Linked DNA regions of Homo sapiens: all the other regions are linked to region 1. A link is a loop called in an ENCODE intact Hi-C map of the cell type or tissue named here. Cell type or tissue: mammary epithelial cell. All regions are shown on one strand. Links, peaks and the distances in the headings refer to the core of each region. The heading gives the core; the rest is flanking DNA.

Region 1 (6,088 bases), core at 698-5,697:
GAAATAGGTACTAGCTAGTTCAGTAGTCCAGGAAGCTACCAAGATCAGTCTTCAAGAGGAAATATTGTAACCTGGCAACCAAACTCTGTCTCTGGTGTTTTCTGGAGGCATTTTTCTTAAGTTGGAATTGAGGCAGGTAGACTAGGGGAAATGTGAGTGAGTGGAGGCAGGGGCATGAAGCTTGCACCGTGGCTGTGAATTAATATAGCTTTTCTGTCCCTGGGTCTCTGGGTCTAGCACTTTTCAATTCGAAACATTACCAAATAAAACCAGTGCATCAATTTGTTAAAAAAAAAAAATTGACTGGCAGCTTTATAAGCCTATTTCTCGAATAATGCTTCCTGCTGATTATTTCTTTATATGTGTATTTAAAAAATTCAGCCAGGCACGGTGGCTCATGCCTGTAATCCCAGCACTTTGGGAGGCCAAGGCGGGTGGATCACCTGAGGTCAGGAGTTCGAGACCAACCTGACCAATACGGTGAAACCTCGTCTCTACTAAAAATACAAAAATTAGCCAGGTGTGGGGGCCTGCGCCTGTAGTCCCAGCTACATGGGAGGCTGAGACAGGAGAATCGCTTGAACCCGAGAGAGGAGAGGCAGAGGTTGCAGTGAGCCGAGTTTGCGCCACTGCACTCCAGCCTGGGTGACAGAGTGAGACTCTGTCTCAAAAAAATAAAAAAAATAAATAAATAAAAAGTCATTTTCCTCCCAAACAGACAAAGTCCCAAGAGTCATCAGAACAAAACTGCAATAGATTTCATTTTTTTTTTTTTTGAGACGGAGTCTTGCTCTGTCGCCCAGGCTGGAGTGCAGTGGCGCTATCTCGGCTCACTGCAACCTCCGCCTCCTGGATTCAAGTGATTATCTCGCCTCAGCCTCTCGAGTAGCTGGGATTGCAGGTGCCCACCGCCACATCCAGCTAATTTTTGTATTGCTGTAATTGTTGGCCAGTCTGGTCTCAAACTCCTGATCTCAGGTGATCCGCCCACCTCGGCCTCCCAAAGTGCTGGGATTACAGGCATGAGCCACCGTGCCCGGCAGGTTTCACTCATTTTTATCCCCCTTTCTACTTACCATTAAATTACTACAGAGGGATGTTTTGTACCTGCCCCAAAATAAATGCATGGTGTGCTACTGCCAAAAGAAAATATGACAGAATTTACAGTCATATTTGCCTCCTCTGCAACATTCAGACTTGATCCTTCTTTTACCCTACATTGTCTATCTGATTCCCTACTCTTTTAGTACTAGTTCTTTCTTAGGAGCTCAACAGTTCCTTTTGCAATTGGTTTTTGGTGCCTGTCCTACAAATTTCCAAGATGTGCTCAAATATGCCTAAACCCTAGGAGATGAAACAGTTTAAGCTTAGAGACCTCTCCACCTCTATTACTGACCTTTGAACACGTAACTGGTTTTATGTGGTGTTTTTGGTGTTTTACTCCAAAATGTCCATATGTCAATGCCCAGATGTTTTATACAACTGTGTATCATTACCTTCCTTTTGAGGGTGACGATATCAAAATAAAGACAGAAAAGTAATGATGCAAATGAATAGAATAAGAGGTGTTCTATGTGGGGGTCTCGTAGAAAACCAGAGACAACATTAGTGCATAGAGAGAAACTATAGCTTTGGAAAGGGATTAGGACCTCTAAAGTGTCTTTTCCTTACCGGTGAAGCACAAGCCTTCCCCCAGAAACCTGCACCACTCACACATAATGCTTCACAAACAAGTTTTGGCCTCGGTTTTTTCATACTTTTGGGGCTGGTATCCAGCTAGTGTATTTTCCCTCATGGAGCGGGAACAACAGAGATAAAGGTTTTGATAAATATAGAGGCCTCTTAGAAGTGTCAGGACTGAATCTAAAAGAGCTGAATCTAAAAGAAGAGGGAGGCTGGGTGCGGTGGCTCACGCCTATAATACCAGCACTTTGGGAGGCTGAGGCGGGTGGATCACTTGAGGTCAGGAGTGCAAGACCAGCCTGGCCATGATGGTGAGACCCCCGTCTCTAGTAAAAATTAGCTGGACATGGTGGCAGATGCCTGTAATCCCAGCTACTTAGGAGGCTGAGGCTGGAGAATCGCTTGAACCCAGGAGGCGGAGGTAGCACCGAGCCAAGATCGCGCCACTGCACTCCAGCCTGGGCGACAGAGCAAGACTCCGTCTCAAAAAAATAAAACAAAAATAAATAAAAGAAGAGGGAAGATGGAAGGACTTTTAGGCTCAAGAGCAGCATCTCAACTCTTTTTTTTTTTTTTTTTTTTTGAGACGGAGTCTGGCACGGTCGCCCAGGCTGGAATGCAGCAGCACGATCTCAGCTCACTGCAACCTCCGCCTCCCGGGTTCAAGCGATTCTCCCACCTCAGCCTCCCAAGTAGCTGGGATTACACTGAGATTACAGGCAAGCGCCACCACACCTGGCTACCAACTCTTTTATGAAGACTCTTTTGTTTACAGAATTAAAGGAAGCACCTTGTTCTGAATCCAGTTTTGCCATTGACGGACTCACTGTATGACTAGGCCAAAACCCTCTGGTTTCTGTTTTCCCATTAGTTGGTTGAAGTACATACACCCTCATCTATCGGAACACGGGGCTTAGTAAAGTGAAAAGAAGTAGGTTCTAGCTCATTCTAGCACTTTTGGAAAATTGGGTCACCTCTTTGGGCCTTAATTTCGTCATCTATAAAACAGGAAAAAATCAGTCCTCAGCTTACCTGATGTTGCAATGACTTAGTGAGATAACAGAAGTGAATGGCAGCTTTGTCTATCATACTTGTGAGGTAAAGTTAATGAGAGTGAGAGATCTGGAAATAGGGAAGAAAGAAAGGAGTCGAGGCAAAGCTAAAAGAAATTTGGGTTGGGAAAGGAAAAAAGAAATGAAGAGAAAGAAAAAGGAAAAGGGAATTTCAAAAGAGATAAAGGCTGTGAGAGGAAGTGCAACAGGTCAGGAAACTGGGGGAGGGTCCACGGCAACGGCTGCGGCACGGCAACGGCTGCGGCACGGCAACGGCTGGGGCACGGCAACGGCTGGTGCATGTTGCCGGCGGAGGCATTTAGGTAGTGCACGACGGCTGGGCGCCGGGCCTGTTTGGCTGTGACGCCCACCCCCGGCTTTCATCCGCCTATGCCCTAGGGCTAGTGGAAGACTTAAGATGGCGGCGTTTGCACGGAGTGCAATCACTGCGTCCTTACGGGGGTTGCAAGGCGTCCGAAGTATGAGTCCACTAACAAAAGTCCAGAAACTCGCCAGTTAATAGTATTGTGGTGAGTGATGAGCCTCACGTTGGCTAGAGAAGTGGCCGTTAGCGAGGCTACACACTTTGGGATCGCGTGGCCTGAGTCGGGGGAGTAACCGGCCTGTATTCCATTTTTCTCTCTCCAGTCTCTTCAAAATATCGGAGAATAATTTCTTTCTCGCTGATCGCCTAACTTCTACTGACGAAGCTTGGAAGTTGCAGAAGGTAGCTCCTAGGAGGGATATATGGGTCGTTCTTTCCTTTTTCCTTATTTAAATGGGTTTTTATTGACACCATGTCGCGCCAAAATGGATTCCATCTCCTCAGAGCTTTCCTAGGAACAGCCTAACCTCTTGGGCCTAACTTTATTTTTTTTTTGTTCTGCCTTTCATGTCCAGACTTATTAGTTTTAATTAATTTGTTTGTAACGTATTCATTATGCACTAGATTAAACAATTTTTTTCTGTGCCCACTATACCCCAAATGTGGAGTTTTGGGCAAAAACTTAACATTTGTTCTTGAAGCATCTCAGAGGTGTGTGTGTGTGTGTGTAATCTTTGGGGGACTTACATTGCCAGGTTGATTACTCACTAAGAAAAGAGCTAGATTTCCTGTTTTCAAATCTGTTGGCGAAATTAAGTTTATGTTAAGCATAGCATGTTTACTATATATATGGGGAAGACAGTTAAGAGTGACATCTAATATGTTGTTAAATGCTTATGTGATTAAAGTAAATTTCATGCATTACCGCGGAGTATGAATTGCTGCAACCTTTTAGAAAAGAATCTGGCAATATTTAGGGAAATAAAAAATACAGATATCACTTGAACAAAAACTGGAATTCAAAAGTCTGACTTTTAAGAATCTATCCTACAGAAATAAAAGTACCAGTATATAATGACGCATGAACAAGGATACTTTTGTACTATTTTGTTCTTGTGACAACTGGAAACAACCTGTGTATCCATCAATAGGAGAATGTTTGAGTAAATTTTGGTACATAAATATTATGAAATATTTTGACTTTTGACCTAGAGAATCTTATGATGGATGGTTATGTGAGAAAAGTAAGTTGCAGAATAGTCTAGTATGAGTCCTTTTTTTTTTTTGATGGGGTGATGAAGGAATGCAAGATTAACTTCTTTATCTTTTGGAGGAGACGTTAAATATATTATGAAATACTTAAGACATATACAGATATACAAGGAATAATACAATGAACCTCTCTTCTCACCACCCAACGTAAAAAAAAAATCAAACATTAACGTGACAGTTGAAGTTCTCTGTGTACCCATCCCTGATTGCATCTCTCTCTTCTCTCATCCCCAGAGGTAACCATTATTTTAAACTTAGTGATTTTTACCATGCATTTCTTAAACTTCTGTGACATAGCAACTTCTAGCATGGATTATTTTTTGTAAATATTGAAGATGAATTTTTAAAAAAAGTCAATGAAAGAAGAAAGCAAGTGTCTATCTGACTTTTTTTTTTTTTTTTTTTTTGAGATGAAGTCTTGCTTGTTGCCCCGGCTAGAGCGTAGTGGCGCAATCTTGGCTCACTGCAACCTTCACCACCCCAGTTCAAGCGATTCTCCTGCCTCAGCCTCCCGAGTAGCTGGGATTGCAGGCGCCTGCCACTGTGCCCGGCTAATTTTAATTTAATTTTAATTTATTTTATATATATATAGAGAGAGAGAGAGGGAGAGAGACAGACAGACATGGAGTCTTGCTCTGTCACCCAGGCAGGAGTGTAGTGGCTCGATCTCGGTTCACTGTAACTTCCGCCTCCTGGGTTCAAGCGATTCTCATGCCTCAGCATCCAGAGTAGCCGAGATTACAGGCACACCTTGCCACGCCTGGCTAATTTTTGTATTTTTAGTAGAGACGGGTTTCCCTATATTGGCCAGGCTGGTCTCCAACCCCTGACCTCTGGTAATCTGCCTGCCTCGGCCTCCCAAAGTATTGGGATTACAGGCGTGAGCCACTGTGCCCAGCCTTATCTGACTATTACTGTAACAGTGGCCAATCAAAATTCCTTCTTTTCTTTTTTTTTTTCCTTGAGCCTAGAAATTTCTTAATTGAGGGGAGAATCTAGCAAGCAGTTGAGTCAAAGGGTGTAGATTATACTACAGTGGTAAAGAAAGTAAGCAGCTGGCAGTGAAAGCAATCTCAAGCAAATAATGAATGTTCCATGAACAAGATGCCTGAATTGAAAAACAGAACAAAACCAACTAACCAAACAAAAAACAATCCGTGGATCCTAACTCAAATCCAAGGTGATTTGAGCCTGCACTTGTAATTAGACAAAATCTATGAACTTCAGTTGCCTTGGAGGCATCTGAGGGAAATGAGGTTGCATGTAGATGAATCAGTTGTTTCTGGCATCATGTTAGTGTGATTACATTTAGCTGCTGTGTGCAAAACATTTTAGCAATCATTTAGGTCCAGGACGTGGAATTTATTAGTGCAACAACCCTGTAAACAGTGGTTAGAACATTAATAATTTTATTTTATTTATGTTTTATTTATTTTTTGAGACGGATTTTTGCTCTTGTTGCCCAGGTTGGAGTGCAATGGCGCGATCTCGGCTGACTGCAACCTCCACCTCCTGGATTCAAGCTATTCTCCTGCCTCAGCCTGCCGAGTAGCTGGGATTACAGGCATGTGCCACCGCACCCAGCTAATTTTGTATTTTTTAGTAGAGATGGGGTTTCTCCATGTTGGTCAGGCTGGTCTTGAACTCCTGACCTCAGGTGATCCGCCCACCTCAGCCTCCCAAAGTGCTGGGATTACAGGCGTGAGCCACCGCGCCCGGCCAGAACATTAGTTTTAAACTTCCTAACCCTTGGGAG
Region 2 (6,088 bases), core at 439-5,438, 190 kb after region 1:
CCACTTGTTAGTAGCCACGCCAGGAGGTCTAGTGGATTTGATGGAAAGAGGAAAGATTGGATTAGACTTCTGCAAATACTTAGTGTTGGATGAAGCTGATAGGATGCTGGATATGGGATTTGGACCTCAGATACATCTTATACTTGAACAAGATACTATGCCACTGAAGGGCATTCATCACATCATGATGTTTAGTGCTACTTTTCCTAACGAAATACAGATGCTTGCTCGTGACTTTTTGGATGAATATATCTTTTTGGCTGTAGGAAGAGTAGGCTCTACCTCTGAGACTATCACACAGGAAGTAGTTTGGGTGGAAGAGCCAGATAAACGGTCATTTCTGCTTGATCTCTTAAATGCACCAGGGAAGGATTCACTGACTTTAGTGTTTGTGGAGACCAAAAAGGGAGAAGATTCTCTGGAGAATTTCTTATACCATGAAGTATATCCTTGTACTAGTATTCATGGAGACCAATCACAGAGAGATCGAGAAGGAGGCCCTTCATCAGTTTTGCTTGGGGAAAATCCCAATTCTAGTGGCTACAGCTGTGGCAGCATGAAGACTAGACATTTCAAATGTGAAACATGCTTCAATTTTGATTTGCCAAGTGATATTGAAGAATATGTGCCTTGTATTGGCTGTACAGGATGTGTGGGAATCCAGGGTCTTGCCACCTCATTCTTTAATTAAAGAAATATGAATATTACAAAGGATTTGTTGGATATTCTTATAGAAGCTAAACAAGAAGTGCCTGCTTGGTTGGAAAATAAAGCTTATAAACACCACTACAAGGGTGGTATTCATGCATGATCTAAAAGATTCAGTGGAGGATTTGGTGCCAGAGACTATTGACAAAGTAGTGGTTCCAGCAGTTCTGGCTTCAGTAGTAGTCATACAAGCAGCAGCTGCAGTGGTGGAGGTGGTCATGGCAGCAGCAGCAGATGTGGTGGAGGTAGCTATGGAGGCTTCTACAACAGTGATGGATGTGGAGGAAATTATAATTCTTGTTATAAGAGTTATTAAGAGCTGGGCGCGGTGGCTCACACCTGTAATCCCAGCACTTTGGGAGGCTGAGGCAGGCGGATCACGAGGTCAGGAGTTCGAGACCAGTCTGGCCAACATAGTGAAACCCCATCTCTACTAAAAATACACAAAAAATTAGCCAGGCGTGGTGTTGTGCACCTGTAATCCCAGCTATTTGGGAGGCTGAGGCAGGAGAATCACGTGAACCCAGGAGGCGGAGGTTGCAGTGAGCCGAGATCGTGCCACTGCACTCCAGCCTGGGTGACAGAACAAGACTCTGTCTCAAAAAAAAAAAAAAAAAAAAAAAAAGAAAGAGTTATTAAGAAATTATTTTAAGCAGATAAGAAAAGGGGTCCTTGGGAAGTTCTTTTTTTTCTTTTAGAGCAACTCCAGAAACATTTCTTGTCTAGCAGGAAAGCTAGGCCAGCAAGCTTTGATATGCAAATACCGGCCATTAGAAACTGGGCCCACCCAAACATGGCAATTCCTGCAGTCTTATTCTTGCCCTGGCCTCCACATGTGCCTGGCAACACGGCCACCCCCACATATCCACACATGTGTAAAATATCATGGTGCCCTGCATTTGCATATTAAAAGGCTAGGGTGGGAGGGCCAGTTTTTTCTCAGGCTACGTGAATGACATGCTTGGTCAAACCAATCCCCTGAGCCCTATCCAAATCAGACACAAACGTCCTCCAGCCTCCTCATATAAGCAGCCACTTTTCTATCACACTTGGAGTTTTTCTCTTTGTTCGAATCCCCCTGCCTTCTGTCTCTGTACGGGGAAGCTGTTTTCTTCTTCCTTCCTTCTTTCTTGTCTATTAAACTCTCTGCTCCTTAAAACGACTCCACATGTGTCTGTGTCATTTTATCTAAATTGACACAAGACTAAGGACGCTGGTGTTCCTCCAGTCATCGGAGCCATATCATTTTGATCCATTGGCCAGGAAACTGAGGTACAGCCTTTGTTGGAGCGGTAAGTATGGGAGCGAGCTTAAAATCTGTTGCATCATTCACAAGGTGCTCTTGGCCTCTATATTAAAATAAAATTAGATAGATAAACCCAAACTACTTTCTGTGTGATATTCTCAGATGTAGAGCCTACTCTGCCTACAGCCAAAAAGATATATTCATCCAAAAAGTCATGAGTAAGCATTTGTATTTCTTTAGGAACGGGCATGCATCAGCCTAGTACATACACAGCGTTGGCTGCTGTACTAAAGACTCAGATGTGAGGCTTGCTGGTGAGAACATGGAGAACCCCCCAATACCCATGAGTACTGGGAATGTTGGCCATGTTTTGAACTAGTTTCTTTTCATCGCTTGAGGCTGGGAAAAGTTCTGAGGTAACTGAGAATTTCTGGCCAGGGGACATACTGGCATGATTCAAAGGCCTCTGGACCAGACCCAGCCTCCAATAGCCTGTTCTGGGTGTGTGGCAGAGAACCCTCAACTATACCGTTGCAAAACTCTTCTTCCTTCTCTATCTGTGGCGTCTTACTCTTTCTCTGATTGAAATGTGCAGGGATTTTTACAGCCTAGGAAAGAAATCCTGTTAGGCAAGATCAGGAAAATGCCTCTAGAAACAGTTTTCCCCATTGCTCTGCAGTGAAGTTACTTGCTACCAGGTCTCTGGCAAGCACATAGTATTTCTAAGCTAACACCGCCACCTAGTGGAAATAGGAATCCTCTACATGAGACACATTTTTTTCCTTTTTCTTTCATGGTAACACTGCAGCTTCTTTTTACACCATTAAAAATCAGGCTCTATGCTTCTTCTGGAAATGGGAATTTTCTGCCTTTAGCAGTTAGGAGTAAGATGTCTTCCGCAGCCAGATTTTAGTCCCAATATTGTCCCATCAGTAGAAAAATGGCCATTCGGGTCCTACGTTCTTTTAAGGCACCTATTATGTCTCTGATTAAAACAGTACTTAATTAGTAAGGGAAATTTAAATTCAGAAGTTAACCAGAACCACTTTTTTTAAGGGTAAGTGCTTTAGCATGGGCTGTAATAGCAGGTAATCTAGCACATTGCCTCCACTAAAGGAGCCTTGCCCAAAAGTGACACAGTCTCTTCAGAGATCTGTTTTTCAGAGAGCCAGACAAATCACACAGGTTCTAGAAAGTCAAAGGGAAATCATACAAGGCAGATAAGCTAAGGCTGCATGGGTAAGCGTGGTTGGCCCCATCACTTAGCTCATCTGGTTCCATGGCTTGGAGGACCATGCCTGCAACCATGGGGGGCATATTTAACATGGTGCCAGGATCCAGAAACCAGGGAGGGGAGACACTTGGAGGATGCTCGATGTCTTCTCCTCCACTCTGGGTCATACAGAAAGGAAGGAGACTAAGAGGAAGCTTCTATTCTCACTTCTATCCTGCCTCAGCCTCCAGAGTAGCTGGGACTAAAGGCGCCCACCACCATGCCTGGCTAATTTTTGTATTTTTGGTAGAGACGGGGTTTCACCATGTTGGCCAGGATGGTCTCGACCTCCTGACCTCGTGATCCGCCCGCCTCAGCCTCCCAAAGTGCTGGGATCACAGGTGTGAGCCACCACGCCTGACCCAAAATTTTGCAATGACAGTTTCAAAAGCTGCCTATCACCCCTTTGAAAATACCTTGTATGCTCACAATTAAGTCATAACCTAATTAAGGCTTGTTGGTTTCACCTGTGACGTTACTTTTTGTAAAGTTCAAAAGCCGAAAACCTTAAGTGCTTGGCTTGGCTAAACTCAAGTAACAAGGGAGTTCAAAGGATTTTCTTAAAGCATGCTCAGCTTAATTAAAAGTGGATATTCAAGTTATAAGTATATTTTAAAGGCCTTTATGTTTTTCTCTTATTGGATCTTGTTTTTCTAGGAAAAGGCTCTTTTCTTATCAGTCAACTGAATTACTTTTCTCCATTTTTTGTCTTACCAGTCTTAATGCATGCTACCTGACCCTGTTCATCCAAGGGCTCCACCCTGAAGCCAGTAATCCAATTAAGAAACTGGCAAATAAAAAATCTTACAAGTGTTGAATCTTTTGTCTGTTCACGTTGCTGTATATGTGTTGTGTGCAATGTCTATAAAAAGAGCTCTAATTGATTGGCTTAAAGAAAAATAAGTGTCTTAAATCAAATACTTTTTAGTTCACATGACTTTAAGAAATAAAAATAGTCAAGGATTATTGGTAAAATGCAAGTGTCATCAAAATGCAAAAAGGTGGTGTAAATCATACAACTTAGATACTAGGTTTGCTAGATGTTTCAAGGTTGTACACTGCCTGCTTTACAGATAAGTAAGGCCTGGGACACATGGAGCTAGATGCTGAAAAGTCAGACTTTATCTGCACTTCTGTCTGGGTCCTACGATCCACACTTTGTACGTAATTAAAATCACTTACCAACCAGGTTTTTCACCAAAAAGAAAAGTTGTTAAAAGTTAACAGTGCAACATGTATTTGAGATCACCAAATAGTTTTACATGCAAGGCATATAAAAACAGTAAAATGTGGGTTTTTTTTTTCAGTAAAATATTATAAGAAAGCAGGGCAATGTAAATTTTGCCCTGGGATGAGGGATTATGTTAAATTTGATAAGATAGGGCTAGAGGTTTAAGCAAGTTATAGAAAGATTGAAAATATTAATCTTGCAAAATGTGTAAACATTAATTAGACTCAAAAGGATATTATGGTATTTTACAGTTTATAATCAAGTTATATTAAGGATTTTAACAGGTATTCTCAAATGCAGGTTTTTAATAGTTTTAAAGATTGTAACATTGAAAGAAAGAACATATGGGACTCATAAAGAACTGACATGTTCACAAATATCAAGCAAAACGAGTTAACTAAAAGGACTGCACTCTAAGTTAAAGCAACCTTTTTGACTGTTGCTTGGAATATTGCTAATCCTTGTTTTGATTTTCAGAGTCAAGGAAACTTATTTTGAACTATTTACCACCTTTAATAATTGAATAAGGTATATTCATGTGAACAAAATTTCAAGCATGTTTGTTTTTGTCTGCCTGGTTCCTCTAGAATTTGGAAACTATCTGTGAGTACTCTTAGCTTATGGCAATATAGTTGTTTGCATCAGTGCAATAAGGATCCATTTTTCTTTTTCAACAGGACACAATTGGAAAATCTGGTTATTTTACCAAGGCTTTGACTGAAAGGGTATGTTTCCTTTTAAGGAATCAAGCTTGACATGCAGAGCCAATAAAAGCTCCTTGGGGAGAAGTGGCCTTGTGCACTGTCTACACAGTCCCCACACAGTGTTCTTAACCTGTGGTCAGTAAAGAATGTCACTTTCTAACAGGTCCAGGAGCTCCAAGTTTATCTTAGGACCTCAAGAGGAGAGGATCACCCAACTCACAGGTATTTGAGGATACAAACCCATGGCTGAGCTTGGCTTTAAAGGTCTTATCAGAGATTCCTTGTGGAACAGAGTTCTATCAAGGCCAATCCAAAAGGCCTATGTAGAAATAACCATTCTTGCTTTGCTGCACTTTATGCAAATAATCAGGCCAAGTATGAAACTAAAGTTTATTCTATGAACAACACACACGGTCTTATCATAATTTGTTTTTACCAAAAATGAGGACTGGAGAGAGAAATTGTTCTCCAAAGCTTACCATACATTTGTCATTAAATCCTAGTCTCATTCATTTTTTTTAAGATTTTGCCTACATTTTAGACTAACCCTGCTTATTCCTGTGAATCAAGTGGCAATCTCCTGCAGCTTGGAAGAAACAAAAAGGGATGGGTAACATAAATATCTGGATCAATATTCTAGTTCTGGGCAATTATCCTGCAAATTCTGCCAGGCAATGAAAGTGAATAGGGTGCCCATAACCCAGAGGTTTCTTTGTTTGGGAAAATAAAACCAAAGAACTTCATAGATCTCCAAAGGGAAATTCTCCAGCTGAGTCTGCTAGGACTTTTTATTGGGTTTAGTAATACATCATACCCTTTAGCTCCTACAATATCAGCCATGGCCCATTTGTAATAAGACTAATTGCTGGATCTGTCCTGAGCGGTTTGCTCAGTTCAATAACACTAAGAAACTACACTATAGTAGC
Region 3 (6,088 bases), core at 673-5,672, 67 kb before region 1:
GAAACAATAGGAACCATGGAGAACACAGGAGAATGAAGCTAGGCACTGTGCTTAGCCAGGATGGGTGTGGAGCTAGGAGAGGCTTCCTAACATGGGAGACAGGTGAGTGAGTGAGAGATTCAAGGGGTTCCACATCTCCAACACGGACCATTACAATCCAAGTCATGGAAGAGCCCCCTTGACTCCCCTTAGGTCTCCAGACTAACACAGGGAGCCACCTGGAGACTGAGCAGAGGTACCACTCAAGCCCACGTGGAATTCAACAGACTTTTGATCCCCAAGCAGCCTTGAGCCAGGTGCTGCTGCCCTGGCCAAGGAGGGAGGTCAGGCATTTTCACATGCTCCTAGGAGAGATACCATGGCCATGGTAAGAAGGAATGGGTACATGACAAACCATATGGCTCCCACCTCTGCTGCACCCTGCCAAACAGGGCTTGCCTGCTTTTGGGGCAGAACACCAACAAACCAACCCTGCCCCCACCTTAACATTGCAGGCACAGTTCAACTCCCAAAGGCCCCCAGCTCCCAGAAGCCATCTAAAGGCCCTCTGTAGCCTCTGCTACTGCGTCCTTAACTCCTGCCACCCACAGGCCAGGGAAGAAATGAGGAGGGAGGAAACTTTTGTGCACCCCAGTCATGATACAGAGGAGTGGTCAGGCTGCACATTGCATGATCCCTCACCTCCATGGCTCCCCACCAGACATGATATGCCTGCTTCAATGAAAGTCTCCCAGCACAGCACAACTGCCCTGCTCTTGCCTGAACACTGTGGCTATATCTTGGCATTCCTCTGAGGGCCCAAATCCTAGAGGTCACTGTTAGGCCCTTCCAAGTTGCTGCCACTGCTGCCTCTGCTCCTGCTGCCTGCAGGCCAGGGAGGGAATGGGGAGGTGGGGCAATATTGAACACCCCTAAGACAGAACCAAGGCTCCTCAGGACTTAGCATGTCCTTCTAGGATTGTTTTGGAAGGGACCAGCTGTGCAGATACCATGGAGGTGGTACTGATCTTTGTATACAGCCTGCTCGTCCCGGTGGTCCTGGCCAGTGCAGCTAAGGAGAAGGAAATAGATCCTTTTCATTATAACTACCAGACCCTGAGGATTGGAGGATTGGTATTTGATGTGGTCCTCTTCCTGGTTGTGAGCCTCTATAGAGTCTTGCTCTGTTGCCCAGGCTGGAGTGCAGTGGCAGGATCTCACACTGCAATCACTGCCTTCTGGGTTCAAGCAATTCTCGTGCCTCAGCCTCCCAAGTAGCTGGGATTACAGGTATGCACCACCATGCCCCGCTAATTTTGTATTTTTAGAAGAGACAGGGTTTCACCATGTTGGCCAGGCTGGTCTTGAATTCCTGACCTCAAGTGATCTGCCCGCCTCGGCCTCCCAAAGTGCTGGGATTACAGGTGTGAGCCACCGTGCCCAGCCGAGCTGCCATCTTCTAAGTCACAGGTGCAAGTGCAGTTTCAATCAGAAGCCCCAGGATCCAGGAGATAAGGAAGCTCAGGTGGAAAACTTCATCACTGCAAATGCAAAAGAGCCCCAGAAAGCAAAAAACTGAAGTGCAGCCCACAGGTAGGCAGCCTCTGGAACTGGAAGGTAGCTGCTTGAACCTTTAGATGCAAATATCGATGCTTAAGAAAACCGGCCACTTTAGCAACAGATATTTTCCCAGGAGAAGGCAAGAACTTGTGCATCTCCCTGTGCCCATCCCTATCTCTTCTAACAACATTCTTCAACCTAATGATGCAACTAACATTTGCCTCCCTCATGCAGCCTGTGGTCTTGCCCAGCTCCTGTTACGTGTCTGTGTATGTGCGTGTTTGTCGACTGTGGTCTTTGTGGCTACTTGTTCATGGATGATATTGTGTTAGTGAACTGTGGAGACTCACTTTTCCAGGCAGGAGCGGAGCCATGTCACCACTGATCCCTCCCTGCCACCACGAGTCTCCATCATCTCCTGCTTCTAGGAGTCCACTTATTCCCTGAGAGACCAACCCCTTTTGTTGATTTAGGGATGGGTTTGGGTAGGAGCATGGGCAGGAATCTCCAATTATCCTAGGACCTGGGGAGGTTTGCATCACCGTCATTATAGTTCCTCATGGACCCTCTTCACTCCTCTACAAGAAACTCGCTTCCTTATTTCACCCTCACATGAGTCTATCCTGAAGGTCTCTTAGTATTAATAATTGGAGATTCAAAGCAAGAAGCTGGTGAGCCCAGCCATTGCCTTCAGGCAAGCTACTCCCTTTCATGATCATTTTTTTCCAGGAGGCCTCCACTGAGAAGTCTGCATCAACCCTGCCCTTCTGCAGAGTTCCCAGTGATTTTAGGCTAAGGGCTTCTACTCTACCCCTGGGGAATGTGACCCTTGCGTATCTTCTCAGCAATAACCCCATGGGCTCTGGGACTGTACCCCTCTTCAACCTTCCCTGCTTCTGAGATTTCAATCTACAAGCCAGCTCATCAGGATGCAGACTCCTATCCCTAAAGTTGGGTAACTGGCAGGTGATGGCTGAGGGACCCCCATTCTGTTGGGGCCAACACACTGGGATGGGCAGAGTGAGAGTAGGGGTCCTTTGATTCTCTGCCCATGTTCCCTTGGTCAGACAACAGAGACAAATCCTGCATCCTTTGCTTTGCCTGTCAGTATTCAGAGTTGTGAGTGAGGAAGGTTAGAGATCTGGAAGACTCTGTATAGCCCTGCTGCAGAGGGAACAGCAAGAGGTCAGAGGTTACAATAAGAACAGTAACTCAAACCAGTTTCTGCCCCTACTGTCCTCCATGTTCCTGTGGAAACCAAACTGCTGCTATGACCATACTGCTGTTCTCTCTATTGTGATCTATCCTCTCAACAACAGAAAAAAGACATAAAATATTGTTTCCAAAAGAAAGACACAACCTGCAGCCACAATGCAAAGGAGCAGGCAGAATACACACAGTGTGAACCCATGCTTCCATGGCTCCATGCAAGCTAAGGCTTGCCTGTTTCAGTAACAGGCCCCACATGTACCTGCCCCACCCTTGCCTGAATGCTGTGGCTTTGGGTGAACTCCCAGAGGCTGCCAACTCCCAGAGGCCGCTGATAGGCCCTCCACACCCTCTGCCACTGCTGCTTCTGCCCCTGCTGCCCACAGGCCAGGGCAGCAGGCACCTTCATAGGCCCCAACAGTGAAATCCAGAACTGCTTCTGTGGAGGAAAGTGCAAGCAGGCCGCATGCTCCACAGCTGCCAGTCTTTACTGCCTCAGAAGAGGGGGCCTGCCCTCCCCAGTGAAAGTCTGACAGCACAGCTACCCTGCTCTTGCCAGACCATTTCAACTGCAGCCCAGCCCCCATAAGCCTGTTGTCTCCCTGCCCCTGCCTAAGAGTTCTGCCAGTGACCCAGGGACCAGACTACCATTCTCAATCACATCAAGCACCTGAAATGTGGGCTGACACAGTCCTGGTCCAGCCCCTTTCAGACTCATACATGACATTCAATGGGCCATATAGGGGCCTGAGAATAGAGGAGTCATCTACTCTAGTCCACCACTGCTGGCACCTGACCACCCCCACCCCCAGGGTCGGAGGTTGGACCAGCCCAACCAGCCAATATCACCACAACTGACACCCACATACACAGGCCAAATGACAGAGCCCCTACTCCTTTCTACATGAAGCAGCAGGGTTGCTCCATCAGAGAACAGGCAAGCCATAAATCTGTCTGTATTGAGCTGAGTGAAGAGGTTCCATCCCCAAACCACTCCAGTGGAGAACTGTGAGTCAGGTAATTTCCATGGCTCTCAGCTACACTGTGGCCTGGAGATAGAAAACAGTGCATCTGAAAGGAGAGTCATTAGCACCAGGACAGGGGTGTAAAGGAGAAACAGATCACATTCCTGCATATCTAGGGTGTGAAGTCAGTGCAGCTCCCTTACCCCCTGCAGAGACCTTGGTGCATCTCACTAGGAGCTCCCCCAGCCACCCCAGTCAGGGCTGGTGCCTTCACTTGTCATTGGGATATTTATGGGCAAGGCAGGGCTGGTGCCTTTGCTTGTCATTGGGGTATTTATGGGCAAGTCAGGAGTGATTACATACACAGCAGCTTGTGCCCCAGCTGGGTCTTTGTTAGTGCCACTTACTGGCCTGCAGGTCTGACTGCACAGCCCAATGTAAAACCTAATAACAAAAGTGCACAACCAAAGGCAAAGAATTTACCCAACATACACTACAGTTACACTCTCTAGAGGAAATATATATATGTGTGTGTATATATATATGTGTATACACATATATGTGTATACGTGTATACATATATATGTGTATACATGTATACATACATATATGTAAACATACATATATACGTATGTATATATACACATATATACACGTATATACGTATATATGTGTATATACGTATATATGTGTATATATACGTATATACACGTATATATGTGTATATACACGTATATACACGTATATACGTGTATATATGTATATATGTGTATGTATGTATATATGTGTATATGTGTATATATGTGTATACACATATATACACATATGTGTATAGATATATAGATGTGTATAGATATATAGATGTGTATACACATATATATGTGTATAGATATAAAGATGTATATACACATATACATATATGTGTATAGATATATAGATGTGTATACACATCTATATGTGTATAGATATATAGATGTGTATACACATATATATATGAAAAAAATCCCACCTGAATGAAAATAAATTCATAAAGAAGTGGCAGCCTCTCTAGATGAGAAGGAACCAGCATAAGAATTCTGTCACCATGAAAAATCTGAATGTTGTAATGCCACCAAAGGATCACACTAGCTCTCTAGAAACAGTCACTAAGGAAAGTGGAAACTCAAAATGACAGATAAAGACAGATAAAGACATTTTAAAGATAAAGACAGATAAAGACATTTTAAAGATAAAATGACAGATAAAGAGATCAAAGCATGGTTTTGCAAGGAAGTTCAATGAGATCCAAGAGAAGATTGGAAATCAACACAATGAAACCGTGAAAGCAATCCAGAAAATGAAGGAGGATATTAATATCTTTAAAAAAAAAACAGAACTTCTAAAAATGAAAAATTCACTTAAGGAATTTCAAAATGCAATTGAAAGCTTTAACAATAGACTAGACCAAGCAGAAGAGGAAGATAGGTTTTTTTTTTTTTTTAATTTTATAGGGATGGGATTTCACAATGTTGCCCAGGCTAGGCATAAACTCCTGGACCCAAGAGATCCTCCTGCCTCAGCCTCCCAAAGTGCTGGCAGTACAGGCATGATCCACCACACCTGGCAAAAGATAGGTCTTTCAAATTAACCCAGTCAGACAAAAATAAAGAAAAAGTAATTTTATAAAACAAACAAAGCCTTTGAGAAATATGGAATTATGTATAATTCAAGAAAACTTCCTTCACCTTTCTATGGAGGTAGACAGCCAGATACAGGAAATTCAGAGGACACCTATGAAATACTATACAAGGGGAAACATTAGCAAGGCGTATAGTTATCTGACTATCCAAAGCCAACACTAAAGAAAAAAATCTTTTTTTTGTTTTGTTTTTGTTTTTTGAGACACAGTCTCGCTTTGTTACCCAGGCTAGAGTGCAGTGGCACAATCATGGCTCACTGCAACCTCTGCTTCCTGGGTTCAAGCGATTCTCCTGCCTCAGCCTCCCAAGTAGCTGGGATTACAGGCGTGTACCACCATGCCCAGTTAATTTTTGTATTTTTAGTAGAGATGGGGTTTCGCCATGTTGGCCAGGCTGGTCTCAATCTCTTGACCTCGTGATCTGCCCGCCTCAGCCTCCTAAATTGCTGGTATTACAGGCATGAGCCACCATGCCCAGCCCAAGAAAAAATCTTAAAGGCAGCTAGAGAAGAGTCAAATCACCTTAAAGGAAAACCCATCATACCAACAGCCAACTTTTCAGTTGAACTCCTACAAGCCAGAAAACACTGTGGGCCTATTTTTACCCTCCTTAAGGAATAAAAAACAAGCAAGAATTTTATATCCTTCCAAACTAAACATCACAAATGAAGGAGAAATCAAGTCTTTCCCAGAAAAG
Region 4 (6,088 bases), core at 707-5,706, 71 kb after region 1:
TATTAATAATTACAACAATTTGTTTAGCCATATGTGATATAAATATATGTAAGGTGTGACATCAAGAACATAATGGGTCACCAAAATCTCAGAGTAAAAACACTCTGGTTTTACTCACCCCCATAGAACCTCAGTAATATATCCAGCACCAATATTATCACAAGTTATATCCCAGAACTGAAATCCGAGGCTGAGACATTTCCTCAGACTACAGAGAAGTGAAAAACTTGGAGCAGATGATAAAAGGCTTCTTCTGTATTTATGAGACTCCTATGTGCCTGCCATCATGTGTGGAAAATTTTATCGACATTCACCAGTTCAACATGGGATAAATGTGAGATTTTGGCACACAGCTTCTTCACCATCTTGGCTTCTCTTGTTGAAAAGCTGTTAATAGCTTAAAACATGGGAAGTATTGTGTGTGCTTGTAGAAAGAAAATCCCATGATGGCAGTGAAAGACAATTGGGCCAGTTGAGATTCACAACTCCAGCCTGAAAATTTTCTTTACGTCAGACAACATAGATGCCAAGTCAGAGTGGCTGTTCAGCAGCACTATAATGTAGTAGGCAGAGTTCATAGTTCTTTGCACAAATGCCTATCCAACCTTCCTGCACAGCCAGAGGATTGACTTTGGGACCCCTATATGGGATGGGCAATGCTCCAAATGTTTGTGAGAGCTGAGTCAAATCTAAAACAGGCAGCACTCACGGATTAAGTAGTCTTGACAGGGAACTACAAATAATAATATCTAAGAAAATATACTCTAGGAAGACCAAAAAAAGCTAGACAGCTGAGACTGGAATAAATATATAATTAATTGTTCAATGTGAAACTGTAGGCATACGTCTACAAGAAACAGCAGCAAGCCAATAACCATGACTACCCTGAACAGAGAAAGCATGGAGCCAGTTGCCATCCCTAATGAGATGGTAATGTTTGAACTCTAGAATCAAGAATTCATAAATGCAATTTTAAGGAAATGTAGCAAAACCCAAGATAATGCAGAAAAGGAATCCAAGAATGTATTAGAAACTTGAAGAGATTGAAATAATACACCAAACAAATATTGCAAATGAGAAATAATTGTTTCAACTGAAATAATTATTAGAGGATGTCATTAGCAGAATGGATCAAGCATAAAAAAACAGTGATCTTAAAGATAGGGTATTGGAGAATCTGTAGAGATTAAAGAAATAGAAAAGGCCTAGAGAATAGCTACAGGATATAGAGAATAACGTCCAAACAGCAAATTAAATAATCATTGGTGTTCAAGTGGTAGTTTTGGAATAGCAAGGGCAGTAAAGCTTATTCAATGAAATAACAATACATTCCAAATGTAGAGGAAAGTACTTTTCAGGTACAACAACGTTAAAGACCAAATAGATTCAGTTTAATTAAGAATACCCCAAGGTGTGTGTGTGTGTATATATATATATATATATATATATATAATCATCTCAAAAACATACTACAAAGAGAAAGGACACTGAAAACAGCAAGAGAAAAGCAAATAACATTATATACTTCCAATTTGTTTGTTAACAGACTTCTGATCAGAAATTGTACATACCAGGAGGGAGTGAAGTGACATAAAGTGCTAAAGGAAAAAAGTTAACCAACAATACTGTACCCACAAAAGATTTCCTTGAAAGATTGAGAGATAACATCGTTTACAAAAAGAAAAGGAAACATGGTGAGAATTCATCACTAGACTCGTCATTCAAGAAATGCTAAGTTCTTTATCCTGAAGAAAATTATGCTAACGTCCAAAGAGAAAAAGTTTGACATTACAAAACTCAGTGGCCAATGCAAATACATAGGCAAATGCAGAATAAATTAATACGCTTGTTTTGTGTAAGCCTCTTATATCCATAATACGAGGAGTAAGATGCAAGTCTATGAAAAGTAACTATAGCAGCATCATAAAATATAGCCAATTTAAAAATAGACATGAGAAAGTCAAAATGTGGGGGAATTGAATTAAAGCATAAAATTGATTGGCTGTTTATATTCCTTATGATGAAAATTATTATCGGTTTAAAAATACTTTTATCTATGAGATACTACCAAAGAAAGTCACTTAACCACAATGGGAGAAGGAAGAAAGAAATAATTTGGAAAACGACAAAAAAGTACCAATCAAAATGTCAATAGTGATTTCTTACCTATCAATAATAATATTGATAGGTATTATCTAGGATCCCCCTAAAAAGAACAGAGAGTGGCTCAGTGGATATTTTAAAAAATCGGCTGGGTGTGGTGGCTTACGCCTGTAATCCCAGCACTTTGGGAGGCCTAGGTGGGCGGATCACCTGAGGTCAGGAGACTAGCCTGACCAATATGATGAAACCGCGTCTCTACTAAAAATAATACAAAAAAATTAGCCGGGCTTGGTGGCATGCGCATGTAATCTCAGCTACTCGGGAGGCTGAGACAGGAGAACAGCTTGAACCCGGGAGGCGGAGGTTGCAGTGAGCCAAGATCACGCCATTGCACTTCAGCCTGGGCAACGAGCGAAATTCTGTCTCAAAATAATAACAATAGTCAGTCCCAACTATATGCTGCATGTAAAAAATTAACTTACATATACACATTGACTAAAAGTGAAGGGATGCAAAAAGTTTTCAAATGGAAACCAATAAATAGCAGCTGTATTTGTATCAGATAACAGAAAATTTTCACTTAATATTTATTAGGTGAAAAGGTGTGAATAGAGACAAAAAAGTATTATGTAGTAAATACTTATGAAGGGTCAATTCAGGAAGAGGGTATAAAAATCGTAAATATGTATGCATCCTGCAGCAGAACACCAAAATATATAAAGCAAACTGTAAGCGACCTAAAGCGAGAGAAACTGCAATACAGTAATAGTAGGGGACTTTAGTAACCCTTCCTCAACTCTTGTCACCTGAGTACACAGAGGCTTATTCCAACTGGGGGAACGAAATAGAAGACAGTGGGATAATTTGCCTAGTAACCCAGGCAGTTCTACCCTGGTATTCCCCAAGTCCACCAGTGCTGTGTATGTGCCAGGCTTTAAGCCTGGCTGTGTTCCTGGTCCTAGGGCGCCCTCTAGTGATGAAATGGTTGCAGTGACCACATTCTTAGATAAAACAACACAATCACATTTAATTTTTGGGACGCCCTGTGAAGAAGGGCAGCTACGAAGTAGCAGACTACAAAGATTGGAATAAATACCTAACTCTTAAATGCCTGGACACTGGAGAACTTCCACAAGCATAAGACCATCCAGGAGACATGACATCTCCAAAAGGACTATGGGATCTAGTTTTGGAGCGATGTAGTTATGTTGCCTCTCATACAGGAAACTCAAAATAGCTAGGAACTATGATCTAAAATATACAAAGGAAGTAGCCACTGACCGACCCTAATGAGATGGTGATGTGTGTGATGTCAGGGTAAGAATTCAGGAGAAACGTTTTGGGAAAATAGCAAACACCATGATAATGCAGGAAAGCAATTCAGTAATTTATTAAATGTAACAAATACTGAAACAATAGATAACCAAACTGAAATACTGGAACTGAGAAATAATGACTGAATGGACAAATGCACCAGAAGGTCTCAACAGCAGCACTGATCCAGCAGAACAAGAATCAGTATTATTAAAGACAGGCTATATGAAAATGCACAGTGAGTGCAGAAAGAAGCAAAAAGAACAAAAAAGTATGAAGCATGCGTACAAGGTGAAGAAAATAATCTTGAAAGCACAAACCTCAGAGTTACCATTCTTAAAGAGGGAGAGTTTGGAGTTGAAAGTTTAGAGAAGTAGGCCGGGCATGGTGGCTCACGCCTGTAATCCCAGCGCTTTGGGAGGCCGAGGTGGGTGGATCACCTGAGGTCGGGAGTTCGAGACGAGCCTGCCCAACATGGTGAAACCCACGTCTCTACTAAAAATACAAAAGTTAGCTGGGCGTGGTGGCTCACGCCTGTAGTCCCAGCTACTTGGGAGGCTGAGGCACGAAAATTGCTTGAACCAGGGAGGCAGAGGTTGCAGTGAGCTATGTATGTGTATATCCAGATGTGATTACCCAGGTAGAAGACAGTAAAAAACAAAAACAAGCAGATTCAACCAAAATAAGGCTTTGCCAAGGAATGTAACAATCAAATGTTCAGAGGTAGAGAAAAATTTAAATGGTCCTAAAAGCTGCAAGAAAACAAGCAAATAATGTATAAATGAGCTCTGATACATCCGGTAGTGAAGAGTTTACAGGCTAGGAGGGAGTATGATGACATATTTAGTGCTGAAGGAAATAACCTGCCAAATCAGAATATCAAATTCAGCAAAATATTCTTCAAACTTGAAAAATAAATACTTTACCAGACACACAACAGCTGAGGAATTTTTGTCAACATCAGACTTGTCTTAAATGCTAGAAAGAGTAATTCAGTCTGAAAGGACATTAATGAGCAAAAAGAAAACATCCGAATGTTTACAACTCATAGAAAAAGGAGGTACATAAATATAGAATAATACTGTGATTGTGGTATGTAAACATATTTTTAGCAGGAAGAAGACTAAAAGGTAATTCTATTAAAATTATAACTACAAAAATATTAGAGATAGATAAACATAACAAAGATAAGATCATAGCATGTAGGGTGGAGATTAAGTGTGGAGTTCTTTGGTTTTCTCTTTGCTTGTCATTCCTTGTGACTACAGATACCTTGTCATTAATTTAAAATTATTGGTTATATGATGGTTTTTGCAAGCCGCATGACAACAACCATGCAAAAACCTCAGAAAATAAAAGCAAGGAATTAAAATATACTATCAGAAAAAAATTAGTTAATGGAATACAGGGAGGAAAGAAGAATGGACGAGAGGACCAACTAAGCAAAATTTGAAAGAATGGAAAAGGAGCAAACACTTTCAGTTTCATTCTACAAGGCCAGTGTTTCCCCGATAACTAAAGGAAAAGGTCTAAAAACCCCCAAACAACAATAAACCCCAGAAGACAAATATGTCTGATTCACACAGATGGAACAATCCAGAAGAAAATGCTAGTAAACTGTATTCAACAACACACTAAAAATATAATTCATACTTATCAAGGTGGATTAATCTTAGGAATGCATGGATTGTTCAAGCTATGCAAATCAATTAGTTTTATGTCGTATAACAAAGTCAACAACCATAATGTTGTAATGGATGTCCAAAAAGTATTTTATAAATTAAATATTTTATTAAAAATTATCTCAAAATTGGGTATAGAGTTAAGATATCTCAACAGACTGGCAGTTGAACTTACACTGTCCTTGTGAGCAAGGAAAACTGACAAGCATACTGCTAGATTTGGAAGACATTAAAAATGCCCATGTTCAGCACTTTAGTTCACCATGTTACTGGGAGTTCTAGTCAGAGCAAGTATAAAAGAGAAACAAATAAGGGCATTCATATTAGAAAGGGAGAATTATAAATATCCCAACAGATACAAATAAAATATATAGGAAGAAACTTAACCAATCAAGTAAAATGTATCTACAAGGAAAACTATGAGTCATTGATAGAAATTGAAGAGGACACTAGTAAATGAAAAGATACTGCATGTTCATTTAGCGGGAGAAGTTATATTGTTAAAAACCCATACTACATATAGCAATCTATAGTTTCAAAATGCCAGTGTTATTTTTTCACAGAAATAGGAACAAGACGAAGAATAGACACAGTAATCCTGAGCCAAAAGAACAAAGCTGGAGTCATCACATTACCTGACTTAAAATTATATGACAACGTAACACTAACCAAAACCGAATGTGACTTGCATACATATACATACACCAATGTAACATCTACAAACCAGAAATCCATGTATTGAAACTAAACTTGGCCTATCAGAGAGCTCCAACAGCCCAGGCTCCACAGGTTGAGTGAGTGCTGCCAGCACAAATGTATTTATAGGTGTTTGTAATCCCGCTCCTGCTGGGCCATCACTCGTGCAATCGTGTGCATGAACAACGGTAACCTCGCCCCTTGTTTGTTGTTACTGGTGCGAATGGGCACCAGCAACTCCACACCTACCATTCTGCCCCAAGTGCAAATGTGCACATGGGTGGCAGCAACTA
Region 5 (6,088 bases), core at 1-5,000, 89 kb before region 1:
ATTAACTGGAAGTAGACTTCATTTCTAGACCAGGAGTCACAACTTCAATGGGTTTTCCAGTTCTCATCTATAACATGGGGACATTGAGTAAATCAAGCAATAATTAATGCTAAAATCCTCCATAAACTGCATAATAAATGTAAAGATGTTAATTCAGCTTGGTTTTGAGAATGGGGGAAGGGATAGGTAGAGCTTTGATGTGTTGATAAAGTATCCAAATATATCATTCAAACCAGAATTTGTAACTCCTCCACCAAACTTTTGAACCAAAGAAGCTAGAAAGGAGTAATACATTGAGGTTAGTACCATCTTCAAGGGACTTCCCATTCCATTATCCCATGTAATAGATAATGGAATATGTATTGCATAGATAATAATAAAGGATTATTCCTGTTTTATACATTAAAATAGAGTCCTATAGAGGTTACATCATGTGCCCGAGGTCACACACCATGATTCAGAGTCAATGTAGTTTTTACTCCAACACTCTACCTTGTATGGCTCCCAACCATAAGAGAACGGAAGTGCTTACGAGTCAATTGGTGAGCAAGAGAGAAAAAGGAAAGAAAGACATTTCATAGAATGGCTATTTGGTTCCTAAATAATCAAGAAAGAGTACTGTTTGTGACCTGTTTGTAATTTTTTAACTATGACTCCTTAATCTTTACTATTTTCCTATTTCCTCCATGAATCTGAGGAACCCAACATTGGACCAACCATATGACACAGTAGTGAAGTTGACCCTCTGTCAGTAACTGATAAGTGGTAGGAAGAAAAAGCTCATATAAAAGCCAAAGCTGCCCTCAGAAACCTGGCTATTTCAGTAGGAAGCAATTAATCTCATAAACTCTTCTATGTCATTCGAGAAACAACAGAGAACCAGAAGGGAGACAATGGCAACTTAAGTATTATAGAGCAACTTCTAGAAAGTCAAAGGATACATTACCCTCCCACTGGCTGAACTGGAAAGTGTAACTATCGACCCAAATCTATCAGGTAAGCTTGCTCTTCAGTTTCCAGAAAAATAATAAAGTATGCAAATTTTCTTCCTTAAGAAATACCTTCCATCTTCTAAGTGTCCTTGGATCAAACAAAAAAAGTAATCTGACTTGTCATTCCAAATGAGGGTTATTGTATTGTAAAGTGGTGCAATACAATGGTACCTTTGAGAAAACAATGCTTAACAAAGAGAGAAACTACCTACAGTGACACCTATGAAGCAGCTATCAGAAAGACTGGATTACCAAACCTCTAATACAACTTTATCTACTAGAAGTTTCTACAAGTGTGGAAATGTTCTATACTTTTAAGAAATTTGGTTGGCCGGGCGCGGTGGCTCATGCTTGTAATCCCAGCACTTTGGGAGGCCGAGGTGGCTGGATCACCTGAGGTGAGGAGTTTGAGACCAGCCTGGCCAACATAGCGAAACCCCGTCTCTACTATAAATACAAAAATTAGCCGGGCATGGTGGCAGGCACCTATAATCCCAGCTACTTGGGAGGCTGAGGCAGGAGAATCACTTGAATCCAGGAGGCGGAGGTTGCAGTGAACCGAGATGGTGCCACTGCACTCCAGCCCGGGCGACAGAGCAAGACTCCATCTCAAAAAAAGAAAAAAGAAATTTAGTTGGGGAAAAATTTTCTAAAGACTCAAGTAGCATCAAATATAAAAGATTGATAAATTTGACTCTGAAATTAAAACCTTTTGTTTCACAAAAATACCTTTTCAAATAAAAAGGCAAAAAGACAATTTATAAACTGGTTGTCCTGGGTTTCTGTGACCAGGCCCTGGTTCCAGGTGGGCAGCCACGCTAGCAGATCACTCTCATTGGTTGTCATTGGAGTTTTTTAAATGGTAACTCTTAAGGCTAGGCATGCAAAATGGTGCTGATGTGCCGTTATGGGGTGACACTCACATTGGACACAGGACATGTTCAGAGCTGTGGCCTACCTAAATCCACTGTTGACCCTTAGGCTAAAGAAACTGCAAAAGCAAGAAATTTATAATTTCAATACAAAGAGGTTCCAGAGTGCCATTGCAAAAATGGAAGTAGTACAGTGTTGCTATGTTTTTCTCATAGAGGGAGATGTGAAATTAGCCAGGAATGGTGCATTTGACAATAAACACAAAGAGATGATTTCTGGACCTAAAAAGGAAGATATGGTGCAAGGTCATTATAAAAATTGATATGTGAACTGTTGAATAAACAAATACGTAAGCATCTCTTCTCCACCTGGTATTCTAAATTTTCATTGATAAATCACTACACCTCACATGGGCCCATGTATTTGTAATATATTTTTAATCAAACTGTTTACATTAAAAGGAACTTCTGAAAAATATTTGCCTAGGCCTTTGCCCTAGAGCAGTCCTGCCCTCTTCTGCCATTTATCACCTTCAGGTTTTACTTACTCCCCTGCCCTCACTAGCTTTCAATTCACTTTACTTCCTCCTCTTCCCGACCTGGCCTCACCTTCACTACTGCTTGGCTCCATTTTATAAACCTGTTAGGATCAGAAGTATGGAAACTGAGACACTAGAAGGAAAAGTGACTTGCTCAAAGTCAATTAGCTAGTAAGAGTTGGGCTCTGATGGGGATATTTCAGGCATATTTTCTGTGGCCATGCCATAGCTGTGTTAGCATCCTCTTCTTTGGGCTCCCAATCACATGGCACACAATAGGAAGAAATCAGGTCCTCTTTTTAAAGATTCAGATTATTCCAGTTCTAGGATTGTCACTATGTTCATCTGTACATCCTCTCCTCTGCTAAATTAGGCCCAAAAAAAGCCGGCACTGTCGACTTAGCCACCAGATGGCAGCATAAAATCACCAAAGAAGCACTGAGCCTGTCTGCAGGAAAGGAGCCAAAGTTGTATACAGGGCAGGACCAGAATCTGATATAAAGGGGGGAAAGTCTGATTCATACAAGGTCAGTATCAGAAGAAAGGGTCAAAGAAAAGTGCTCAACCCCCTCTAATTTGAAGAGCCCCTCCCCCCACTAAACAGGAGTCTGTCCTTGGCTTCAGGGCTATGCCATTTAAAGAGGACTTTGATAAAGCCTTCAGGATCTAATTAGCAGGCTGGTGGGGGCCCTCCAAATCATCACCAGTGAAAAGCAGTTAAAGGGACCAGGACATATTATGGAAAAGAAAATAAAAGACCTGGGGAAGGGCTCTTTACAACTCAAAGGGCTGTCTGCAATGGGGGAAGTTGATGAATAGTCCTGTTGTGTGTAGTTCTAATAAATAAAGACGTCTGAATACTCTGAGCTGTCCAAAGATGGAACAGTTAACACCTCCAGAACTGGTGAATGCCAGTCTCTGAAGACCTGCAAGCCAATAGTGGATTTTGTGAGGATGCTACAGAGACAATCAACAGATAGAAAAGTTGTGCTATATGCCTTGTAAGGGTCTTCCAAATAGCCCCAAATCCTATGAACCTCATCACAGTACTTGGGCCATTCCTCTAGCCCTCAAACACACTATTTATGATATCCTTCAAAAGTGTATTAGGATGTTGGGAAAGGTTTTCTAGTTTATCAAAAGAGAACACGGGGTTATACATATTAAAGCTCAGTGAGTATATGCTTAACAATTGTATACATAGTTCACGTCAACATTAAAAATACTGTAAATGGGCTGGGTACGTTGGCTCACACCTTTAATCTCAGCACTTTAGGAGGCCAAGGCAGGAGGATCTTTTGAGGCCAGGAGTTCGAGATCAGCCTGGGCAAAATAGAGAGACCTCTGTCTCTACAAAAATAAAAAATATAAAAATTAGCCAGGCGTGGTGGTGCATACCCGTAGTTCTAGCTTCTCAGGAGGATGAAGCAGGAGGATTGATTGAGCCCAGTAGTTCAAGGATACAGTGGGCTGTGATTGCCCCACTGAACTCCAGACTGGGTGAGAAAGCAAACGCTACCTCAAAAAAAATTACAATCTATTAAAAACATCACCAGTGGCCGGGTGCGGTGGCTCATGCCTGTAATCCCAGCACTTTGGGAGGCCGAGGCAGACAGATCATGAGGTCAGGAAATCAAGACCATCCTGGTCAATATGGTGAAACCCCATCTCTACTATAAATACAAAAATAAGCTGCACATGGTGGCACACGCCTGTAATCCCAGCTACTCGGGAGGCTGAGGCAGGAGAATCGCTTGAACCCGGAAGGCGGAGGTTGCAGTGAGCTGAGACCGCGCCAAGCCTGGTGACAGAGCAAGACTCCATCTCAAAAAAAAAAAAAAAAAATCACCAGCAAACACTAGGGAGAGGGAGGAATTTTATTTCCCAAGGTATCACATTATAATATTAAAACTGTGCAGTTTTTATTAAAAAATTACAAGGCATACAAAAAACAGGAAATTATAGCTAATATATAGAAAAAAAGGTAATTAACAAAAAATGGTCCCTGAGAAAGTACCAACATTAAACTTACTAGACAAGGATTTTAATTAATTAATTAATGTGCTTATTTATTTTCTCATTTTTAGTTTTTCTAGTAGTTCTTTTTCAAATGTATTTTTAGTTCACAAATAATTGTATATATTCATGGAGTAAAATGTGGTATTTTGATATATGCATGCATTGTAGAATAATTAAATCAAGCTAATTACTATATATCTCAGCTCACATACTTATTTTGTGATGAGAATACTTAAAATTTACTTAGCAGTTTTTGAAATGTACAATACCTTATCACTATTGTCATCATGCTCTGCAATATATCTCAAAAACTTATTCCTTCTCTCTAACTAAAATTTTTATCCTTTGATCAACACATTTTTACCCTCCCTTCAGATTATTAACCACCAGTCTACTCCCTACAAGTTCAAGTTTTGAAAATTACACATACAAGTGAGATAATATAGTATTCATCTTTCTGTGCCTGGCTTAGCATAATGTCCTCCAGGTTCATATATGTTGTTGCAAATGACAGATTTTCCTTCTTTTTAAGGCTGACTAGTGTTCCATTGTGTATGTATACCACATTTTCTTTATACATTCATCTGTTGATGGGGACTTACCTTGATTTCATATCTTGACTATTGTGAATAATGCTATAATAAACATAGGAGGACAAATGTCTCTTCAACACACTGATTTCAATTTCTTTGAACAACACCCACAAGTGGGATTATTGGATCATAAGGTAGTTGTATTTTTAGTGTTTTCAGAAGCCTCCATGATGGTTGAACTAATTTATATTTCCACCAACACTGTATAAATGTTCCCTTTTCTCCACACCCTCACCAATCCTTAACTTTTGTCTTCTTGAAAATAGCCATTCTAACAGGTGTGAGGCAATATTGCATTGTGGTTTTGATTTGCATTTTTCTTTTTTTTTTCTTTCTTTCTTTTTTTTTTTTAATTTTTATTTTTTTGAGACAGAATCTCTCTCTGTCGCCAAGGCTGGAGTGCAGTGGTGTGATCACGGTTCACTGCAACCTCCACTTCTTGGGTTCAAGCAATTCTCATGCCTCAGCCTCCCAAGTAGCTTGGATTATAGGCATCTGCCACCATGCCCAGCTAATTTGTATATTTTTAATAGAGACGGGGGTTCACCATGTTGACCAGGCTGGTCTCAAACTCCTGAGCTCAGGTGATCTGCCTGCCTTGGCCTCCCACAGTGTGATCTGTAATCACACTGGGATTACAGATGTGAACCACTGCGCCTGGCCTTATTTATTTATGTTTTTAGACACAGTCTCATTCTGTTGCCCAGGCTACAGAAAGTGCAGTGGTGCCATCTCGGCTCATTGCAACCTCTGCCTCCCGGGTTCAAGTGATCCTCCTGCCTCAGCCTCCTGAGCGGGTGGGATTACAGGCACCCACCACCATGCCCAGCTAATTTTTGTATTTTTAGTAGAGAAGATGTTTCACTATATTGGGCAGGCTGGTCTTGAACTCCTGACCTCAAGTGATCCACCCGCTTTGGCCTCCCAAAGTGCTGGGATTATAGGTGTGAGCCACCACACCCAGCCTGATGTGCATTTTTGTGATGATTATTGATATTGAGCACTTTTTCATATATCTGTTTGCTATTTGGTTTTTGTTTGATTGTTTTTTGTTTGAGGCAGAGTCTCACTCT

What was found. Hi-C counts contacts between places; a loop is a spot of excess contacts. Peaks named below come from ENCODE experiments on the same cell type or tissue, not always from the same donor. Only the 100,000 strongest peaks of a DNase experiment are listed, where the experiment ranks them.
Region 2: a loop joins it to region 1, with 7 times the contacts of the local background. A loop is called at or near these places in 2 of 110 quality-filtered maps.
Region 3: it touches region 1 in a loop (5-fold over the local background); 3 of 110 quality-filtered maps call a loop at or near these places.
Region 4: a loop joins it to region 1, with 4 times the contacts of the local background. A loop is called at or near these places in 9 of 110 quality-filtered maps.
Region 5: it touches region 1 in a loop (7-fold over the local background); 26 of 110 quality-filtered maps call a loop at or near these places.

The regions. Positions count from the first base shown.
Region 1 is chrX:73,941,201-73,947,288 of GRCh38, forward strand. JPX (JPX transcript, XIST activator) reads left to right here and starts at 3,124. Exons shown (of 5, transcript NR_024582.1): 1 at 3,124-3,265; 2 at 3,384-3,462. RefSeq lists an enhancer at 3,149-3,248. In mammary epithelial cell, for the core only: no CTCF peak of the experiment used is centred there; a DNase peak (open chromatin) is centred at 3,091; H3K4me3 peaks cover 2,295 bases; H3K27ac peaks cover 1,887 bases.
Region 2 is chrX:74,130,920-74,137,007 of GRCh38, forward strand. The region is part of intron 5 of FTX (FTX transcript, XIST regulator); the gene reads right to left. It also overlaps the pseudogene DDX3P1 and the pseudogene DDX3P2. Among named protein-coding and RNA genes, the nearest start is that of MIR421, 84 kb to the right of the region's middle. In mammary epithelial cell, for the core only: a CTCF peak has its summit at 2,699 (motif pointing left); no DNase peak of the experiment used is centred there.
Region 3 is chrX:73,874,078-73,880,165 of GRCh38, forward strand. It overlaps the pseudogene FXYD6P3. Among named protein-coding and RNA genes, the nearest start is that of XIST, 24 kb to the left of the region's middle. In mammary epithelial cell, for the core only: a CTCF peak has its summit at 3,134; a DNase peak (open chromatin) is centred at 3,024; H3K27ac peaks cover 341 bases.
Region 4 is chrX:74,012,531-74,018,618 of GRCh38, forward strand. All of the region lies in intron 3 of JPX (JPX transcript, XIST activator), which reads left to right. Among named protein-coding and RNA genes, the nearest start is that of JPX, 71 kb to the left of the region's middle. In mammary epithelial cell, for the core only: a CTCF peak has its summit at 3,076 (motif pointing left); a DNase peak (open chromatin) is centred at 3,071.
Region 5 is chrX:73,852,897-73,858,984 of GRCh38, forward strand. No RefSeq gene overlaps it. Among named protein-coding and RNA genes, the nearest start is that of XIST, 3.2 kb to the left of the region's middle. In mammary epithelial cell, for the core only: a CTCF peak has its summit at 2,811 (motif pointing right); a DNase peak (open chromatin) is centred at 2,815.